Regions from separate parts of the Homo sapiens genome. Here region 1 is linked to region 2. The links are chromatin contacts, found by Hi-C or POLR2A ChIA-PET in ENCODE. All regions are on one chromosome and are shown on one strand. The core of a region is the stretch at or near the end of the contact, and the rest is flanking DNA. Distances in the headings are between cores, read along the strand shown.

Region 1 (5,980 bases), core at 699-3,198, 140 kb after region 2:
TGTGTGTGTGCACACGTGCGTGGGTGTGATCCTACCCTCATCATTCTCCTTCCCTCCCCACTAAACACCTACCACCACCTCTACCATTGCCATAGGTCATGGCTCTAATGTTTCATGTGTATTTCTGAATATCGATGCATCCCTGTGCAAAAAGAAGTGTTGTTTAGTGTGTGTAGGTATTTTTATTTTACAGGAATGGCTCTCTTTCTTACCTTTTTACTGAGCATGATGTCTTACCATCTGTCCATGTTTCTTTGTGTAGCCTCTGCTTGTAATGTGACATTCCAGAGTGTGTACCGACCACATCTTACTTATTCATTCTCCAACAGTGGGCACCTGAACTGCCTCCAATTGCCCAGACCACAGACATTGTAGCTCTAAACACCCTTAACCAAGTCATTTTTATGGTATTTTTTGAGAGTATTTTTGACATAATTTTTGAAGTATGTCCACTAAGTCATAAGGATAAGTTTATTAGCATTTACTAAATATTGCCAGATTGCTCTCCAGAAAGAGTGTTAATCTACTCTCACACCAGCAAATAAAGCTTCCTCTGTTTCCTTAAATCCCCCTCCACACTTCGTATGATCCAGCTTTAACTTGGCCAGGCTTTGGAGGTTTAAAATGGTATCTATCTTGTTACTGTTTTAATTTACATTTTTCTTCATACACTAGTAGCCACTCGGGTTTCCACCTTTTATACATTGGTTACTTACATTAGTCACTCATTTTTCTAGCGGGCTTTGCTCTTTTTCTGTTGTTGATTTGTAAGAGTTCCCTGTATATTTTTGGTTGTAGCCATAACAAACTCTCCTCCTTTTGTTTTGTTTTTGTTTTTGTTTTTTTTGAGACGGAGTCTCGCTCTGTCACCCAAGCTGGAGGGCAGTGGTGCAATCTCAGCTCACTGCAACCTCCACCTCCTCAGTTCAAGCAACTCTCCCACCTCAATCTCCCAAGTAGCTGGGATTACAGGCATCCGCCACCATGCCTGGCTAATTTTTAGTAGAGATGGGGTTTCATCATATTGGCCAAGCTGGTCTCGAACTCCTGACCTCAAGAGATCCACCCACCTTGGCCTCCCAAAGTGCTGGATTACAGGCATGAGCCACCACACCTGACCTTCTCCCAATTTTTTATCTGTCAATTCACTTTGTTTATTTGGCCTTTGTTGAACAGCAAGACTTAATTTGGATGTCATCTAAGACATTATTTATAATTATATGATTTGCACTTTTCAAGGTTTGTTTGAAAAGCCTCTCTCCATCCCAAGGTCACAAAGACATTCTTCTATCTCGTCTTCTATTTATTCTATGGCTTAACCTTTCACAATCAGGTCTTTAATGCATTTTTGTATGTGATGAAAGGTAAGAAATCCAACTTTATTCTTCTCCACATAGTGAGCCAGTTTTCCCAACATAGTCCACTAAACAATGTCTTTTATCATATGTGAATTTCCCATACATAGAAATATATATCTGAGTCCTCTTTTTTGTTCCATTGGTTTATTTATTTTTCTTTTTGTTCTTAAGCCAGTCATTACTGAAGAGTGTCTTTAAAACTGAACAGGAAATTTTACGTTTTTTGCTCTACTTTTTCAGGGCTGACTTAGCTATTCGTGGACTTTTCATATATATTTTATATAAAGCTTATGATAAATTTGTCAAGTTCCTGGAAAAATATGGCAGAAATTTTTACTAGGTTTTTATTTAATGTAAAGACCAGTTTAAGGAGAATTAACATCTTTGTAATGTGAACTCATTACATCCAAGAGTATCGACCATGTCTCTGCCAAAGACCTTCTTTTATACCCTTTTGCTAGTCTTTCAAAAATTTTTTCACTGAGGTCTTGTGTATAAGATTTAATTCCTACTTACTTCATGGGAGAAGTAAGATGCGAAGCTGTTATTAGTCACATTTACCTTGGTGTGAATAAGTACCCAGCTGGCTTGGAGAAAGGGATTATTCAATTACTCATCTCCTGAGAACACGAAGAGCAAGTGATTCACAGCCAGTGAGGAGAAGAGGTTAGAGGTACAGCAAAAAACAAAAGCTAGAGACTGGGGTTTTCAAACATAAACTGCATTTACTTCCCACTTCTGCTCTAAGGTAACCCTGGTGGTACCCAGAGTAACTTCCTACCAGTCCCACCTCACCTGCCACAATCTGCCCACAAAGACACTTGTCAACCATAGCCACCTTTCCCTTCTTCCTGGGGACTGAGTCTTCTCAGTCAGTATTATATCTCATCTTAAAGAGAAGACTCTATCCACAGGAATGTGTCATAATGTAAACGAGCATGTTTTTCTCCCTACTAATGCTAAGTACTGAAATCAACTTAAAAGATAGAGGAAGGCAACATTTATGGAAATTCTTCACTACTCTAGTGCAAACAGAATTTGATATTAGCTTCCTAACATCTGCCCTCTACTGTCATAGATTTTTTGAAGACCACAGGTACATCCCAGTCTCTCTTTTCATTTATTATTTTGGCGAGTAAATAGGTGTAAAGAGTCATAACCCACACTTGCTTCTGCCACCAGAGATTCAAAACACAATTAATTTACTAATATCGGTGAATATTTTATCCCAGTTCTCTAATCAGTTTTAGAGTTATTAACATTTTTCACATTTTGCAGACGCTACATATTATTTTAAAACATAACTTTTAAAAATTCATATTCAAAACTCCGTGATTCTTGGTGTTGTCTTACCAGATCCTCTCAGCCTTTGATGGGAACATTGTGGGCCAAGTAAACTAAACATTTGCTACACCCTCACGACCCTGTTAAACTTTTAAAAATATGAACCACAGGGTATATATTTGTTCAGTCTTAGTGGATAATGCAGAACTGTTTTCTAAAATGGTTTTTCCAATTTGTACTCTTTAGAGTAGCATATGAGAGTTTCATTTTCTATAAATGCTTGCCAACAATTGGTATTGTCTGTCCAAACACAGTTCCAAAGCCTGGGTGATTTGGTTTTAAAATATCACAAATATCAATCCTGAGAAAATGCCCCTTTTTCCTTTTCTTTGTCACTGTTCTAATTCAGCGGCTGCATGTGTACTATAAATAGGGTAAATTATCCCAAATTTGGGTTAGTTGGACAAGATGTCGCTCTGAATCAGGGCAGATCTGAAATGTAGCCTGTTGCAAAAGAGGTGCAATCTTGTTATTCCTTTCATATTCTTACAACCAAATAAACGAAGATAATAATATTTCAACCTGTTTAACAAATATCTGTTTTGTTGCTGTTGGAATATTTTGCCAAATAAGGAATCTTGGCTCCACATTTCTTACTTCTAAAAAAATACAAAAATAGCATTAATTATATTGTAGTAACCTCAGGATTAATCTGAAATGGACTTGCTTTTGAAAGAAAAGATTAAATGTACATAAATGCTGATTAGAGAATTAGAATTTAAACTGTATTCATATTAGTTAGTTAACATGCCTTTAGAGAAAGTAAAAGTACTCAAATGAGTTGGCAGGGGCAAGCAATTAAATATAAGAACCAAATAGAAATAGTGCATAGACTATTTGACAGGCTGGAAAAGGAAAGAGTTACAATAAATAATGTAGTCATAGACAAGTGGAATCATCCATTAAAAGGCACAGTTTGTGAATGCATGAGTATGAGAGGAAATATCTGAGCGAGGTCTGCCCAGGAAATGGAGCAGAGACAAAAAGCTACACACAAGGTGCTGCATGAGAGAAAGGGGGCAATGTGCTTTATTCCTTCATTTTCTCATTCATTCATTCACTGTAACATCAGCTCCACAAAAGCAAAGAGTTTGTATACCCGGAACAGTCCCTGGCACATCATAGACCCTCAGTAAGTTCTATGGATGACTGAATGAATTATAAGCACAGATGACCAAATGATTGTTACAGTAAATATCTTTGACTATTCCATTTACTAAGCTCCTACCATTCAGCAGGCATGGAATATAGTAAGCGTTCAGGAAACACCAGCTATTAACTACAAGGAGCTTCTTCATGAACAACATATGTAGCAACTGAGAGAAAGACATGGAAATAGTAATGAGTGAACCACGAGTCAGGAAATAGAGATTCTGCAACTTAGCTAGATGTTTTACCTTGCACAAGTCAAATCTCTTCAATGAATTAATGAGTCTTGTTCTTGACTTAAAATCTTAGCATGAGTCTCCTTTTGCCTTCATCCTGTATGGTCAAACTGTCCTAAACCCTCCTGTGTCTTCCTTTGAAATATCTCTTTATGTAGAATCTTTTCCTCTTTCAATCAATAAATATCTACTGACACTTTCTATTTTTGGAACCACTACGAGTGAGTTGTTGTCAAAAATAATCCCAGAAAGATATTTGTAATACATCTAATAAAGGACTCAAATCCAGAATTTATAGAGTTCTTGCAAATCAATAAAAGACCACCCAGGAGAAAAAAAAATGGACAAAAGCTTGAACAGGCACTTTGCAAAAGAGATCCAATAAACACATGAAAGGGGTTTGACTTTACTAGGCAAAGGGAAATGCAGAATTAAAACCACACACCCACCAGAATGACTAAAATGAAAAAGACAGACAATACCAATTGTTGGCAAGCATTTAGAGCAAATGAAACTCTCATATGCTACTCTAAAGAGTATAAATTGGAAAAACCATTTTAGAAAACTGTTCTGCATTATCTACTAAGGCTGAACAAATACATACCCTGTGATTCAACTATTCAGTTTCTAGCCACATACCCAACAGAAATGAGCTTGTTTACCAAGAGATATGTAAGGAAATATGCATAACAACATTATTCATAATTGCCCCACACTGAAAAATTCAGAATGGATAAAGTGCAATATAGTTACATATTGGAATACTATACAGCAATAACAGTATACATTATATTGCTACATGTAACTACAAAGGAATAAATCCCATGAAAAAATGCCGAGCAAAAGAAACCAAATACAGAAAAATACAAGTAATATCATTTCTTTCATATAAAATTCAAAAAACAGGCAAAACTGGTCTAATACATTGGAAGTCAGAAGAGTAGTTACTTTAAGGGGTGCTGAGACACTGGAATGGGACTTTTGGGATGCTGGTAATGTTTTTCTCTATCTGGCTGACTGTATGCGTGTGTTTATATTGTGAAAATTTATTGAATTATGCATTTATGATTTATTCACTTTTCTATATGTATTTTGTAATTTACTGAAAATGTTCTTAAAGTCATTATTCCTCAGAATCAGTTAAATCTTGTCAATTCTCATCTTGTCCCAATGTTCTCGAATTCGGGTAATAACTTCCAGGGCTTCCTTCCTCTGCTCAGTTCTGTACCTCCCAGGAGGTGGCCATGTTGGCCTTTGCTATCTGTTCAGGCCTCTCCTCTTAATTTGTGGACAAAACCCAGGACATAATTACTGATTCCTAGAACTGACCATTCACACTCTAGATTTAATCTCTGTCCTTCTTTAATGTTACCAAGCATGACAATTCCTACTTTTCTATTCTGAATGCTCAATGCAATAAAGATTGTTGAATATCTGCCATGGGCCTGGTACTGTCTTTGACTTTGGGGCATATAAAATGACTGAGACATAGCCCTGTCCTCAAGGAACTTCAGAATACAATTCATACTGTAACATTTTCAATTCAACTGCTATGTCTCAGGCACTGGGCTGGACACTAGGGATGCAAGATGAAAAAGACATGTTTCTTGCTCTTGGAGCACTCAGAGTATAGTGGAGATGACAATTATTCAAAGAAGAAAAATAACAATTCTATGTAGTATTTATTGCCCCACAAATATGAGTTAACTTTAAATGAATAAAACATCTTTACAATGAAATTACAGCCACTGCAATAGAGATCCGATGGTTGATACTGAAAACTCATTCAAGACTTTAAGAAGGATGCTGGATTTGAGTAACATTTTAAATATTATTAGTACTTGGGCCAGTTGAAAGAATGGAAGAAGAACTATCCAAGAAGAGGAAGCAGCA
Region 2 (6,703 bases), core at 774-3,273:
CATGCCTTTCTCACTAAGCTTAATCATTTCTAGCTTTTGATTTAAAGTGAGAAAACATGTGACTCTTCCTTTCACTTGAACACTTACGGGACATTGTAGGGTGATTAATTGTCCTGCTTTCAATATTGTTGTGTCCCAGAGAATAGGGAGGCTCAAGAAGAGGGAGAAAAACAGGGAACACCTGGTTGGTGGAGCAGTTAGAACACACACAACATTTATCGATTAAGATCTCTGTCTTACAGGGGCACAGATCTCGGCGCCCCAAAACAATTACAATAGTGACATCAAAGATCACTGATCACAGATCACCACAACACATATAATAATAATGAAAAGGTTTGAAACATTATGAGAATTATCAAAATGTGGCACAGAGATACAAAGTGAGCATATGCTGTTGGAAAAACAGAGCCAATAGACCAGGTGGATATAAGGGGTTACCACAAACCTTCAATTAGTAAAAACCACAATATCTGCAAAACACAGGAAAGCGAAGCGCAATAAAACAAAGTATGCCTATACTTACGTGGTTGGCCTCAGTTGTATTACGGGGAATTATGGAAGGGCCTGTGCTACATACAGTTCAGACAAGCTGGAAAACAGGAGGGCAGAGGTCTATTTTCTGAGATCAAGCAGAGGGTATGAGAGTGGTCTCTGGAAGGTGGCAGGGATGATCACAGCAGCCCAGCCCCGAAGGTCATGACAGCGCAGAGGAAGACAGAGACCTGGGGAGTGGAGGAGGGAGGAACAGTGAAACCTGACACTGAGAGCTCTCAGAATACTGAGAGAGCAGTTGAGGTAGGGGGTTCCAGTTTTTAGCATTTGGGCAAGAAAAGGAGGGGAGTACACAATTTCGTAATTTAGGCAATTACAAAATAAATAAATAAATGTCTCTATTCTGTAGTCATGCTGATGAGGCCTGAGACATATGGGTCAAAGCCCTCTGTCTCTAACTGCCCCATCCCTCAGATTGCCAAGAGCAATAGGCTTCTGGAAAAAGATTCAAATGACCTTAAGATAGGGTCAACAAAAGTTGTTACAGATGATTAAATGTATGTCTGAAACACTGATTTATGCCATTGGAGTAATTAACTTACCCTCAGGTATCCCCCCTTCTTAACCATGAAGAGTTCTCAATGGCCCCAGGACCCTGACTTAGGCTATGACTTAAGGGATCCCTGGGTGTTTCCAGAAGCTAGGCCCAGCCCAGCCCAGAGTGTCCCACCCAGACCTGCCTCTTGCCTGCTGGAGAAAGAAGGGTTGTTTGACATATCCCTGAACAGAGATCAGCCACCTGAAAGAATTAAAAAGACTTAAGAATCCATCACGTGTAAAAAGATCGTCGCACCATCTTCCTACACCTAATCACAATTGAGTGCACATTTTCAGATTAAATGGACAAACGCTTGACTTCTATTTCATATATATCCATATACAAAAAAAATCAGAAAGTGGTATAGAAATTGTATTTACTGAACATTAAGCACAACCCATTTATTTCTATTTAAATAGCACCAAAACCTCAGTAACATTTAACAGGTTAACAATATAGACTTGAGTCATATTGAGTCTGACATTGAGTCAGACCTAGATTTATATCATGCTCTGCCACAGATACTCTGGTATCTTTAAGCTAATTACATATCCCCAAGCCTCAGCTGTCCCCAACTGCAAGATGGCCATGATGACAGATGAGAACAGATAACTCAGAGTGTGGCTATGAGAACTAAATGATTTAACGCCTGTAAAACATTTAGAAAAATGCCTAGCATGTGGTAAGTGCTCATTAAACATAGCTATATTTAAATATTTCTAAAATATTGCCAAATCCAGATGCTAATGACTAGGGCATCCTAAAAGACAGATTTAGAAAGGAAATTGCTGTCTATATTCTGAACAGTACAGTAACTGTGTTTTGACTTTGTCATTTGCCACTTCCATCCAGTGCTTTTCTGGTAGCATGCTGGAAAATGAACCACAGCACACTAACACCCACACCCCAGCAGCTCTCTAAATCAGTTGTTCTTAAATGAGTCAGCACACACCCAAGCATCTTGGTCACTAGTCGGATGTACACAGGCTGCAGGTTCCCAAACAGACTTCAGCTGCTGCTCTGAGTAAACATTTTCTGGCAGCACACCAAGGGGGCGGGTGGGGACACAGGTAGGCATCTTCTCGGGTCTAGGTTCAGATTTCATATTGAACTCAAAATGAGCTGATGAGTTCAAGGTCCCTGTTTCTGCTAAAAATAAGCCTACACAGCAAGGGTGTTGCACTAAACAGTTTGCCCAAGCTGCCTGGAGGAAGCATCTTCTGCCCACATTGCGCCTTGGTGTAACCAACATTCAGAGTCCCACAGTTTCATGACCACCAACTTCACACAATTAGCTGAGCTCTATGTAAAACTGTTTCTATCTGTTCCTACCTAGATTTTTCTCCTTGAGACATAACTCTTCTTTTTAAATTGTGAATGAAGATATCTGACGTGAGTGCTGGGAAAGTCATGGCAAAAGGCCTGGGTGGAAAATCAAAATGTCATCATTATATTCTTTGGGTTCATAACATCCGAGGAAATAGGTACCTTATACCTTGATCTTCTTAGAAGTGAAATAAAAATAGCCCATCTACCTCACAGGGATCACAATTTCATGGTCCTTTGTAAAACTTAAAAAAAAGGTGTTAAGTATAAAATCTCAATTAATGGAATACTCAGGCAAGAAAATACCCTGGTTTATGCATTTAAGTCTTTTTCTAGCCTTTTGTCAAAAGCTTTTCTAAAAATACAGTCACCCATTAACTAAGTACATTATGATGACAGTTTTTAGCTTTGAGGATTTGGAAGCTTGAAATCAATCAAGCACATTAAATAGTACATGTCTTTTGATTTGTGGTCAATTACTATTTCAAAATGCAATTCTTAACCTCTGGTCAGTTGCTTTCCAGTTAGGGTTTATATTTTAGCTAAGAAAGTTGTTGTTTCCCAGGAATGAAATTGAGCTCAATCTAGTTTTCCATGCACAAATTATAGTAACAGGAACACCGCCATCCCTAGTTTCTAAGGAAGAGAACCAGGCATCTTAAAAAGTAAGGTCCTAGGCAGGACTATAAAGCAAACAATGATGAAATTAGCTTTAGAATATGTTTGGAAAATTTGGCTTACACTAATAAGGTACTATTTGAAAGAGATAAATGTTAAAGGCCTGCATTAAAGGTTTTAAAAATAATCGATTATGTACATTTCAGATAGAAAGACCCTGGCTTGCCAAGGTTTAAAAAAAAGTCAGAAGATCTTAGATGACCACAAGCTGAAACTGAGCCACCAGCATATATAATATGATTGCTAAAAGCAGCACTTTCCTAGCAGTTCCACTGTAGTGCAACAGACTACCACATCTTAAAGAACATAGACAGATGAGATCTCTCTTCTTTCATTTCTTTACTCAGCCCACTGCTTTCTAAGTTCTGCCCCCACCCATCACCACCACCAACTCTGAAACTGTGACTGCCAAAGGTCACCAAGGACCACAGATTGGCAAATCAGTGGACTCATTTCTGGTCTAAGAACTTGCCATCTTTCAGCATCTGACATCGTTGACTATACACTCTTCCTTTGGCTTCTCTGATGCCACTCTCTTGGTTCCCCTAAACCCCTGGCTAGCCCTTTCCAGTCCCCTCTTATCTTCCTGACTCTCCATGTTACTGTGACTGAAGATCCAGTCCTTACCCCTCTTTGCTCACTCTCCGACACTACTTAGTGATCTTAACTGCTCCCATAACTTCAACTGCCACCTGCAGAAGAAGCCCCAGATCTTTCAGTCTAGTCTGGACCCATCCCTGAGCACCAAACCTATTCTCCCCAACTGTGCTTGGATCTTCTCACTTCTCCTGATCTTGCTTCTCCTCTTCTGCCTGCTTTTATACAGTGCTTTTATATTGCCAAATAACACCACTATCCATCCAGTGGCCTAAGCCAGAACTTCAGGACTTCTTCAATTCTCCCTATCCCTTAGCTGCTATACTGAATCAGTGACAAAAATTTGGCCTCCTTTGCTTATTTTCTATTCACTTCTTCTTCCCAATAGCTCACCTCACACTATAGTTTATCTAAGAGCAGGAAGAACCCCTGGTTCTTGTCCCTGGGGGTGTAGAAAGATTATCTGTTAGGCTGCCTGCCTCAAAGCACATCATCCAATGATTCTTCTGAAAAAGTTCAACTTTCTATATGCTACTATAAAAAAAAACTTTAATAAAAAACTATTTTTAAAGAATGTGAGGCTAATGCTGATAGGAAGTGAAAATAACTTCTTTTCCTTGATGTTAAGGCATCTTGTAGGAATGAACCAATATTAAGAACTTTTTCTCAATAACAAAAGAAGAATGACTATTATTTATTCTTCCAACAAATATTCATTGACTTTTCATTTTGTGCTAGGTGTTCTTATAAGTGCAGGCTGGCCAGGCTGAGGTGGGGTGGGTAATGGATGATAAGCAACTAAAGAAATGAGAACAGAAGCAGAGTATAACAGAGAGTGACTTGGATGCAGCATTGGATTGAATCATCAGGCAAGGTCTTGCTGAAAGGATGCCATGTAAACTGAGACCTGAATGATTAAAAAAAGAGAGAGAGACAGCCATGGGAAGGTCAGGAGGAAGAACATTCCATACCAGGAGAGCTGTTTGTGGTAAGGCCCTAAGTCAGCTGTTTTAAAGGGATAAATGTTAAAGACCTGCATTAAGTTTCTAAAAAAAAATCAATTACATATATTTAGGATAGAAAGACCTCAGTTTGCCTAGGTTTAAAAAAAAAAAAAAACTCAGAAGATCTTAGTTGACCACAAGCTAAAAATAAGTTCTGCCCGTTGAAAAAATGAAAAATAGTCATGCACGGTTAGTGCAGAGTGAGCAAGGGCTGCCATTGGGTCACATACATCCTATCTATTATCAATAAATTTCAAAATAATCCTACAAGAAACATTTCATTATTCCCACTTAGAAGCTAAGAAAATGAAAGTTAAGAGAGATTAGCTTCATATGACGAGGAATAAAAACCACATTTTTCTTTAGGTTTAGTTTATTCATCTATTTCTAGTTCCTTGCAGTGTAACATTAGGCTGTTTATTTGGGATCTTTCTTCTTTTTTAATGTAGATGTTTATTGCTTTAAACTTCCCTCTTGGAACTGTTTTTGCTGCATCCCATAAGTTTTGGTATGTTGTGCTTCCATTTTTATTTGTCTCCAGATTTTTAAAAAATGTCTCTTTTAATTTATTTGTTGATCCATTGGTTATTTAGAAACATGTTGTTTAATTTCCACATATTTGTAAATTTTCCAAAATTCCTCCTATTATTGATTTTTAGTTTCATACCATTGTTGTTGGAAAAGATACTTGATAAGATTTCAATCTTCTTAAATTCGTTAAGACTTGTTCTGTGGTCTAACATATGATCTATCCTGGGGAATGTTGAAGCAAATGTGTATTCTGCTGCTGTTGGATAAAATGTCATGTATATGTCTGTTAGTTCCATTTGGTATATCCAATGTTTCCTTATAGATATTCTGTCAAGATAATCTGTTCATTGTTGAAATCCCCTACTATTATTGTCTTGCAGTCAATCTCTTTCTTCAGGTCTATTAATATTGGCTTTATATATCTAGGAGCTCTGACATTAGGCACAAATATATTTACAATTATTATATCTTCTTGATGAATTAATCCCTTTATCATTAGATAATGAAGTTCTTTGTCACATTTCACAGTTTTTGACTTAAAGTCTATTTTTTTTTTGACATAACCATAGCTCTCCCTGCTCTTTTTTGGTTTCCATTTGCCTGGAATATTTTTGTTCATCCTTTCATTTTCAACATATGTTTGTCCTTTAAGGTGAAGTGAGTCTCTTGAAGGCAGCATATTATTATTTTTTCACCCATTCAGCCATTCTGTGTGTGTCTTTGGTTAGAGAATTTAATCCATTTATATTCAAGGTAATTATTGATAGGTAAGGACTTACTCCTGTCATTTTGTTAATTGTTTTCTGATTGCTTTGTAGATTCTTTGTTTCTTTCTTTCTCACTGGCTGTCTTCCTTTCTGATTAGATAATTCTTTCTAGTATGCTTTCATTCCTTAAAGTTTTATCTTTTGTTTATCTACTATACATTTTTGCTTTGTGGTTACCCTGAGGCTAACATAAAATATCTTATAGTTATAAAAGGTTATTTTAAGCTAACAACTTAACTTTGACCACATTAAAAAACTTAACACTATTGCTCCACCATGCCCCACATGTTTTGTTTTTTATGTCACAATTTACATCTTTTTTTATTGCGTATCCCTTAACAAAGTATTGTAGCTATTATTATTTTTAGTAGTTTCATCTCATCTTCATAGTATGAATATAAGTGATCTATCACTTATATTCATAGTATGAATATAAGTGATCTAATCTCAACCACCATTAGATTATTGAGTATTCTGAATTTCACTGCATCTTTATTTTACCAGTGAGTTTTATACTTTGATAAATTTTCATGTTAATAATTAATATTCTTCTATTTCAGCTTGAAGAACTCCCTGTAGCATTTCTTATAAGACAGGCCTGGTGGTGATCAAATTCCTCAGCTGACGTTAAGTCTGGGAAAGTCTTTCTTTCTCCTTCATTTCTAAAGGACAGCTTTACCAGGCAATATATTCTTAATTGACAGGTT

The links. A loop is a pair of places that touch in the nucleus more often than their neighbours do. ChIA-PET counts read pairs that join two places held with the same protein, here RNA polymerase II (POLR2A). Pooled maps may share reads with other maps.
Region 1: a loop to region 2 is called in a pooled map, with 4 times the contacts of the local background. The contact joins two enhancer-like sites. A Hi-C loop is called at or near these places in 6 of 50 pooled maps. POLR2A ChIA-PET finds 5 or more read pairs at or near these places in 2 of 52 experiments (CD4-positive, alpha-beta memory T cell and activated CD4-positive, alpha-beta memory T cell).

What each region holds. Positions count from the first base shown.
Region 1 is chr12:68,257,468-68,263,447 of GRCh38, forward strand. No RefSeq gene overlaps it. Among named protein-coding and RNA genes, the nearest start is that of IL22, 6.9 kb to the left of the region's middle. Within about 2 kb of position 1,949, at least 3 of the 41 ENCODE cell types and tissues checked have a DNase peak (open chromatin) inside an H3K27ac peak, as active enhancers do.
Region 2 is chr12:68,117,833-68,124,535 of GRCh38, forward strand. No RefSeq gene overlaps it. Among named protein-coding and RNA genes, the nearest start is that of IFNG, 39 kb to the right of the region's middle. Within about 2 kb of position 2,024, at least 2 of the 41 ENCODE cell types and tissues checked have a DNase peak (open chromatin) inside an H3K27ac peak, as active enhancers do.